Linked DNA regions of Homo sapiens: regions 1 and 3 are each linked to region 2. Evidence: chromatin contacts called from ENCODE Hi-C or POLR2A ChIA-PET data. All regions are on one chromosome and are shown on one strand. The core of a region is the stretch at or near the end of the contact, and the rest is flanking DNA. Distances in the headings are between cores, read along the strand shown. Region 1 overlaps RAP1GAP2 (RAP1 GTPase activating protein 2). Region 2 holds the start of TAX1BP3 (Tax1 binding protein 3). Region 3 overlaps CLUH (CLUH binding protein of NUMT mRNA).

Region 1 (2,700 bases), core at 98-2,597, 850 kb before region 2:
TCCCCCGTTCATTCCAATAGGCAGCCAAACCTGGGAAGCACTTCCCCAAGGGATACACAAGTGTGGTGACCGTCAGTGGTTGGGCAATGACTCAGGTCAGGCTGGATGTTAAAATGGGCTCCTGGTGGGCGTGAGCCCTCTGGGCCAGGGCTTCTGGTAACATTTGAGGCTGGCTGACTCTTTGTTTTACGGTGCCATCCTGTGCGTTGTAGGGTGTTGCGCAGCCTCTCTAGCCTGTATCCACAAGATGCCCACAACCCACCCCTCACTGTGATAATGAAAATGTCTCCAGGCCAGGCATGGTGGCTCACAAATCCCAGCACTTTGGGAGGCCCAGGCAGGTGGATCACCTGAGGTCAGGAGTTCGTCGAGACCAGCCGGGCCAACATGGTGAAACCCTGTCTCTACTAAAAAAGTACAAAAAATTAGCCGGGCATGGTGGCACGTGCCTGTAATCGTAGCTACTCGGGAGGCTGAGGCAGGAGAATCACTTAAACCCGGGAGGCGGAGGTTGCAGTGAGCCGAGATCGCACCATTGCACTCTAGCCTGGGCAACAGAGTGAGACTCCATCTCAAAAAAAAGAAAAAAGAAAAGAAAAAAAGAAAATGTCTCCAGACGTTGCTCTATTTCTGGGGCAGTGGTATAAAATCTCCCCGACTCCGTTGAAAACTACTGTTCTAGGCCTAGTAGGTTCACCTTGACAGCATTCTCAAATATTCACAGAAGAAAAGGGGCAAAGGACACCAAGTGGGGACCCCAGCTTACTGATTGATTTGTGGGCTTGGCAGTCAGGCAGCCTCTGTTTAAATCCTGACTCTACCAGCTGGGTGACCTTGGACAAGTTACTTAACCTCTCTGTGCCTCTGTCAGTTCTGGTTTTGTTTTCTCACAATCGTGCCTCCTCTTGATCTTCAGCTGCAGCCCGAGGGTGGAACTTGCTGTGTGTGGCTGGGCACTTTCGCCTGTGGCTGTGCTGCTCTGCCCACAGGGAACATGCCTTTGCTGCCCCTTCCCTGTCAGCATCAGGGTCACAACCTGCCCGTCCTTCCAGGGCCAGCTTCCATGCAGCTTCCTCCACGCACAGCCCCTTCCCCATCGGCATGGAAGGCTCTCTTCCTTGTGCCCCTGGGGCAGCCGGAACCTCAGGTCACATGCAGCTCCTCCCGCGCCGTGGGGATCTGGTGGTTTCTGTCTGAGTTCCTCCCCACTTGGGGTCTGAGACCGTGGGAGCCTCTAGCGTGCCCAGCTCGGGCTGTCTCACTGTTTGTTACCCAGGTGAGGTGGCTGTCCCCTCCCTACCTTGGGTTGAGCTGTGAACCAGTAGGTTACCGCAGTGTGGTACCACCCCCCCCAACCCCAACACCCAGCTCATTCTGAGAGGGTGGAGTGGGCGGAAATCCGTGCCTGGCAGACCACAAAGCCACATAACTGACTTTTGTAGCCCTGCCCTGGGGTGTTGGGGGGGAGGGTTGACGGCAGCCATTGCCCCTTTCTTCGGTGCTTTGCCACCAGCAGACGCCCCGTGGAATTGAGGAGCTTTGTTCTACGAGCTCGGGAACGGGACTTGGGAGGGACAGCCCCTGTCCCACCCTGCCATGCCCTGTTCAACCCTGTCAGGCAGCTGAACGTAGGCTGGACCCATGGCTGCCCACCCTGGCTGCAGTACAGAATCACCTAGGGGACCTCGTTAAAATGCAGCTTCCGGACCCCACCCTGGGGCTTGGGGATTCTGCCTCATCAGCCTGGGTGGGGCCCAGGAAACCTGTGTGTTACCAGCGCTGAGGTGCTGCTGATGAGGCAGCTGGCTTCACAGCTGCACGGGAACCAGTGCCGTTTAAAGCACTTTCCCCCACAGTGCGGCTCCAGCAGTCAGGTTCACGTACTCTGGGTGACCTGGGGCAGGCTGCGCAACCTCTCTGTGCCCCAGTTTCTTTGTCTGAGGATAATAACAGTACCTGCACGTGGGTGCGCTTGTTGTGAGGCTTAAATGAGATTATCCAGGTGAAATGGGAACAGAGTGCCTGGTACCTAGTGCTCAACACATGTAACCTGCCTTAACATCTCTGATATTATTATTATTATTATTATTATTATTATTATTATTATTATTGAGACAGAGTCTCGCTTTGTCACCCAGGCTGGATTGCAGTGGCATAATCTCAGCTCACTGCAACCTCCACCTCCCCGGTTCAAGCGATTCTCCTGTCTCAGCCTCTTGAGTAGCTGGGATTACAGGCGCGCACCACCACGCCCAGCTAATTTTTGTATTTTTAGTAGAGATGGGGTTTCACCACGTTGACCAGGCTGGTCTTGAACTCCTGACCTCAGGTGATCCGCCCACCTTGGCCTCCCAAAGTGCTGGGATTACAGGCGCGAGCCACCGCACCCGGCCCCATTTCCGATATTAACAACAGTCCTGGGCTGTGCGGTCACACACGTGTAACTGTGCGATGTGCCCTCGTGCCTGCAGGCGTACCTACGCAGGCACACTGAGCATTGTGTACCGGGACCCAGGCCTCCCTGCTGAGGACAGAGCATCCCTGTGGTACATGCGTGGACGCAGTCACTGGCTGGACGTGGTCAGAAGGGCAGACGTGTGTGTACACAAGGCCCAGACAAGCGGGTTTTTATTTGATTCACACTCTGACCTTATTCCTTGAGTTAGCAGCACCTGGGCTGAGCTCTGGGAGCCCAAGGTG
Region 2 (2,700 bases), core at 81-2,580:
CAGGAGAATCGCTTGAACCCAGGAGGCGGAGGTTGCAATGAACCGAGATCGCGCCACTGTACTCCAGCCTGGGCGACAGAGCAAGACTGTCTCAAAAAAAAAAAAAAAAAAAAAGTCAAGCTGGTGCAGGGAGGGTGAAGCTTAGGACAGCTGTCAGCTGGTCCAGCAATGTTTCCTCCTGGCCCAGGCCTGAGCCAGTGCTCTAAGCTCAGCCTCACTTGTCGCCTTTATCAGTGGCTTCTCTGCCTCCACCCACCTGATTGCTGGAGCTTCTCCAGCACACCCAACTGAGATAACACACCCAGTCCCTATGGCTCCAGGGCGGGGACTTTCGCTTGACCTACTGCCCACCGGGCAGGCATTTCTTCTCATTCTCTGAACGCTGTCGGGAGGTAGGCAGGAGACCTGAGTCTTTCCTGAGGTGGTCTTTTCTGGCTGAGCACTTCTCTCTGGGACTCCCCACCTCTGTCATAGGGTTGTGTCCCTCTGTGACACCGGCGTCTGAGTCTAACGTCCCAGCCTTCCTTCCTCCCTCTGCCTAGTCTAATAGCACCCAGCACCTAAAACAAGCCAGAGGGCGGCCAGGGGCCTAGGCTAGCCCCCGGAGGGTCTACTCAGGACTCAAGTGCCAGGAGGGAGGCCTGGACTTTTTTGCCTTAAGGGCTGGAGACCCAGGAAAAGTTCGAAGAGGAAACGCTCATCGCAGCTATACGAGCGTCCACCCTGGACCAGGCGGCGAGTGGGTTGGAGGAGCAAGGCTGGACAGGAAGGGGGCAGGGGCTGCCACGGCAGGCTCGGGAGAGCCCCACCCCCAGATCTCCCTCCGGGCGGCGGCGCAGGCTGCAGCGGAGGAAGCATTTCCTCATTCCAGAGGCTGCGACTCATGGACGTCGGGATCGGCGCCCGCCCCCAGCAGCTCCCCGTCTGGGGACACGGAGGCCCGGGAAGGGGGCGCTTTTCCAGGCTCCTGCAGCCAGGCCTTTCCCCGTGGCCCTCCCCGCCCTGCGCACGCAGTCTGGGCTCTGTCCAGGGTCTCGGGAGGCTCTCGGGTCCCGGCCATCCCTGTTTCGTGGCTGGGGGAACTGCGGCCCGCTCCGGCAAAGCGGGGACCCGAGCCCTTGCCGCCGGTTCGCAGGAGCCCCGGGTTCGATGCTCTGTCAACCTGCTTGGGGTGTCCGTTTCCCGCTCTGCGAGGTGGGGTCAGGCCAAGACGAGGAGGAGCCCGCGCAAGCGCACTCACCACCACGGCGGTGACCGGCTGGCCCGGGATGTAGGACATCTCGACCCTGCTCTGGTCGCCCAGCGCCGCTCCGAGAAGCCGGCAGCAGAGTACCCGCGGTCGCGCCCTCGCTGCTTAACAAAGGCCGCCCCGCTCGGCCCGCCCCCTCATGAATAGTTAACAAACCTCCAGCCAATCACTGGCCGGAGCGCCACTCCGCTTTCGGAAGTCCCTGCGCGTGCGCAGAAAAGCGGGCAGAGGGCGGAGCGTGTCCGGGGCGCCCACGGCGCAGGCGCGGAGGGCGGGGCGGGATCTGGGCGCGTGCGCAGCCCGAGACCTCCCGGCAGTCTTCCGAGCAAGATGGCGCCGCGGGCATTTCTTCCACTGCCCGTCTGAGGGAACGCTAAGTAGTGTGTCCGGCGCCGTGTTCCAGGTAACTGGGCCACCGTGGCCGGGGAACGCAGACGCGCCACCACCTCCCGGCCGGCCCGGACCCTCAATCTCCTCGGCGTCTTTGGAAGATCCGAGGCCCAGGACTGGTGCCAGGTCTCGGAAGCTCCAGGGGGAGGGGGCGGCGTGAACCCAACTCACCGAGCTCCGGGCGCCACTTGTAACTTGGTTTTCTCCGCAGCTCCGCGTTGTTCCGCGAGAAAGCGAGAGGCCGAGCCCGGGCTGGTGCGATGGCCGCGGTGGTGGCCAAGCGGGAAGGGCCGCCGTTCATCAGCGAGGCGGCCGTGCGGGGCAACGCCGCCGTCCTGGATTATTGCCGGACCTCGGTGTCAGCGCTGTCGGGGGCCACGGCCGGCATCCTCGGCCTCACCGGCCTCTACGGCTTCATCTTCTACCTGCTCGCCTCCGTCCTGCTCTCCCTGCTCCTCATTCTCAAGGCGGGAAGGAGGTGGAACAAATATTTCAAATCACGGAGACCTCTCTTTACAGGAGGCCTCATCGGGGGCCTCTTCACCTACGTCCTGTTCTGGACGTTCCTCTACGGCATGGTGCACGTCTACTGAAATGGGGGCCCGGGGGACTTTTTTAAAAAACCAGATCGGGAGGACTGTGGCCAGCAATTAACACCATGTAGACTTCCTTAGTTCTTAAGTGGTTGAATTCGCTGCTTGTTCTGTAACGTTATAAATAATTTATATCTGAAGACGGAGAGCCTGTAATATTCTTCAGATTAAATGAAGCGTGAGACACTTTGTGGAGTTCTTTCCTGCTGTAACGCTTAGGCTGCCACTGATGCAAAATCGCCGAGATTTGACTCCTGGAGAGCAAGGAATGGGCCATAGCCTTGTGTTAAGTCCTTGTATTTACACATAGGCCATTCAGAAACGGGCCCTAAGGGCCTACATAAGGAAAGAACTTATTAACATCCTAAGAAGCAGTAACAGTTAATATGTATTAAGAGCTCCCTGGGCCGGGCACGGTGGCTCATGTCTGTAATCCCAGCACTTTGGGAGGCCGAGGTGGGCGGATCA
Region 3 (2,700 bases), core at 29-2,528, 970 kb before region 2:
ACCGCGGGTGTGACACCACGGTCTTGCCGAAGTCGATGGAGCCGTAGATGACGCTCTGCTCCTGGTCCCGCTCCAGGATGCCGGGGATGATGGACTGGGCCGTGACCCGGTAGCCGCGGTAATCCACCACCACCGTGCCCAGCGTGTACAGCCCCTCCACGTCCACCGCGTTGTACGTGCGGACGCCATTCAGGTCGTTGGTGGGCGCCACGTAGGCCGCCACGTCCCCCCCGAAGTCCTTGTAGTGGTCTCGGACGTCGAAGCCCAGGCTGAAGAAGATGTTGTTCCAGATGAACATCTGCATCTTGGTCTCCTCGCTGGGGTTGATGGCCATCACGTTGCCGTCAATGACGGCCATGGCGCCCCTGGTGGCTGCCGCGGTGAAGTCGCTGTGCACCTGGCGGGGGTCGAGGAGGGCAGGGTTAGAGGCCGCGCCCACAAGAGCCTGCATCCACCTGGCCAAGCGCACGCACCTAGACCGCGGAGGCAACCGGGCCTGCCTTGGAAACCCAAGGACCCGGAGCCTCAGTTTCCTCATATGTAGAAAAGGGCAAGAAAACCATGTTTTGGCCGGGCGCGGTGGCTCACACCTGTAATCCCAGCACTTTGAGGGGCCGAGGCGGTCAGACCACTTGAGGTCACGAGTTCGAGACCAGCCTGACCAATATGGTGAAACCCCATCTCTAATAAAAATACAAAAAAAATCAGCCAGGCGAGGTGGCGCGCGCCTGTAGTCCCAGCCACCCGACAGGCTGAGGCAGGAGAATTGCTTGAACCCGGGAGGTGGAGGTTACAGTGAGCCGAAATCACACCACTGCACTCCAGCCTGGGGGACAGAGTGAGACTCCATTTCTAAAAAAGCGCAAACAAACCAAAACCCCCATGTTTTGAGAATACACTTGTGCTGAGGGAGACAGCAGGGCTTAGTGATTAACAAGCGTGCGCAGGTTTGGGATCCACCAGTTATGTGCCAGGTGAACTTGAACAGATAAAGGTATTGACCTTTACAAGTTGTCCAATATATTATAGGAAATAGTCTCTATAACGCACTTGGCACCATCTCTGGTGAAGTCGGTACCCGAGAAATGAGTTTTTGTTTCTACAATTATCATCTCTAGGCAGTATAACTATGGGAGGTTGGTTGTTTTCAGACAGGGTATCACGCTGTTGCCAAGGCTGGAATGCAGCGGCACGAGATCCGAGCTCACTGAAGCCTCGACTTCCCCTGGCTCAGGCCATCCTCCCACTCCAGCCTCCCGAGTAGCTGGGACTACAGGCACATGCCACCATGCCTGGCTAATCTTTTGTATTTTTTGCAGAGACGAGGTTTCACCATGTTTCGTAGGCTGGTTTCCAACTCCTGGGCTCAAGTGATCTGCCTGTCTCAGCCTCCCAAAGTGCTAGGATTACAGGCGTGAGCCACTGTGCCTGGCTGAGATTTCTTTTTTTTTTTTTTGAGACGTAGTCTTGTTCTGTCGCCCAGGCTGGAGTGCAGTGATGCAATTTCGGCTCACTGCAACCTCCGCCTATTGGGTTCAAGCAATTCTCCTGTCTCAGACTCCCGAGTAGCTGGGACTACAGGCATGCGCCACCACACCCAGCTAATTTTTGTATTTTTAGTGGAGATGGGGTTTCCCCATATTGGCCAGGCTGGTCTTGAACTCCTGACCTTGTGATCCGCCCGCCTCGGCCTCCCAAAGTGCTGGGATTACAGGCATGAGCTACTGAAGCCGGCCTGAGATTTTTTTTTTCTTAAGCAACTGCTTTTCCTCATTTCTCTTAGTAACCCAGCACTAATAACTTTTAAACCCCAGCAAACTAAAAGTGTTATGCAAATGAGCACCCGCCCTAGAAGGGCCATGGCCGGCCAGTGCTCGCCCAGGCAAAAGCCCCGCAGCAGTCACAGAGGGCGGGAAGCTGCACGGCCCTGGACACTCAGTCCCTATGGGAAGTAGGGCCCGCTCCTTCCAGGGACTCAAAGCCTCAGAGAGGCCAGAGAAAGGTACTGGGATGGTCTGCTGGGAGGCGGAAGGCTAGCAGACCCTGCGGGAGACGCTGACTGGCCTTCGGGGAACCTGACAGGGTTAGGGCTGCCCCTGCCTCCCTTGCTTTCCTCCTCTCCATGAGAAAACCCGTCAGCAGGTGGACAGCGGGCCTCAGACTGCCGGTCAGCAGAGGCTGCAGGCACCTTGAATATGGCCCTTTCTCGGAGCAGCCGCTCAGGCAGGTTCTTGCGAGGCAGCTCCCTCGTCGTCTGCAGCTCCTCATTCCAGTCTCGGGTCTGCAGAGAGATCAGGGAGGGAAAAACGAGCTCAGCCTGTGCCCTGTGACCTGCTCCCGGAAGTCGCTCCTTCTACCTTCCTGAGAAGAGCCCCAGACTCCCAAATGAAGTCAAGCATGGGGCCTCCAGGGAAGTGCACGGAACCAGCCCAGCACCCAGGAGGGCAGGGGTGCCCAGCGAGGGCAGGGCCAGGTTGCAGGCACCTGTCCAGGAATGTGCTCCTCATAGCCCAGCCTCGAGGTGTAGGCGTCCTCTGCACGCACGCAATCCATGGCATGCTCCGCCTGGGGGGCTGTCCAGCTGTACACCTGGAATGGGGTGGCGATCCTCTCGAACGGGTGGCGCTGGACCCTGTGGCAGGCAGGGGAGGGGGAGATGGGGCAGCCCACCAAGCTCAGAGCCCTTCCACGGGCCCCTTT

Evidence for each region. Hi-C counts contacts between places; a loop is a spot of excess contacts on that map. ChIA-PET counts read pairs that join two places held with the same protein, here RNA polymerase II (POLR2A). Pooled maps may share reads with other maps.
Region 1: a pooled map shows a loop between it and region 2 (6-fold over the local background). The contact joins the enhancer-like site here to the promoter of TAX1BP3 in region 2. A Hi-C loop is called at or near these places in 1 of 168 maps with a recorded cell type or tissue (psoas muscle) and 8 of 50 pooled maps. POLR2A ChIA-PET finds 5 or more read pairs at or near these places in 3 of 52 experiments (A549, PC-9 and RWPE1).
Region 3: POLR2A ChIA-PET joins it to region 2 with 10 read pairs in AG04450. The contact joins the enhancer-like site here to the promoter of TAX1BP3 in region 2. POLR2A ChIA-PET finds 5 or more read pairs at or near these places in 3 of 52 experiments (AG04450, B cell and WTC11).

The regions. Positions count from the first base shown.
Region 1 is chr17:2,813,389-2,816,088 of GRCh38, forward strand. The region is part of intron 2 of RAP1GAP2 (RAP1 GTPase activating protein 2); the gene reads left to right. Among named protein-coding and RNA genes, the nearest start is that of RAP1GAP2, 18 kb to the left of the region's middle. Within about 2 kb of position 1,348, at least 10 of the 41 ENCODE cell types and tissues checked have a DNase peak (open chromatin) inside an H3K27ac peak, as active enhancers do.
Region 2 is chr17:3,667,248-3,669,947 of GRCh38, forward strand. TAX1BP3 (Tax1 binding protein 3) reads right to left here and starts at 1,331. Exons shown (of 4, transcript NM_014604.4): 1 at 1,241-1,331. The coding sequence starts at 1,279. It overlaps EMC6 (ER membrane protein complex subunit 6), which reads left to right and starts at 1,565. Exons shown (of 2, transcript NM_031298.4): 1 at 1,565-1,652; 2 at 1,851-2,418. The coding sequence starts at 1,900. The coding sequence ends at 2,232. P2RX5-TAX1BP3 (P2RX5-TAX1BP3 readthrough (NMD candidate)) reads right to left here. Exons shown (of 15, transcript NR_037928.1): 12 at 1,811-2,700. RefSeq lists enhancers at 125-656, 657-1,187, 1,720-2,250, 2,251-2,700 and a silencer at 1,279-1,618.
Region 3 is chr17:2,698,194-2,700,893 of GRCh38, forward strand. It overlaps CLUH (CLUH binding protein of NUMT mRNA), which reads right to left. Exons shown (of 26, transcript NM_001366661.1): 8 at 2,485-2,632; 9 at 2,189-2,281; 10 at 1-397. Among named protein-coding and RNA genes, the nearest start is that of MIR6776, 6.6 kb to the left of the region's middle. RefSeq lists an enhancer at 2,021-2,521. Within about 2 kb of position 1,279, at least 2 of the 41 ENCODE cell types and tissues checked have a DNase peak (open chromatin) inside an H3K27ac peak, as active enhancers do.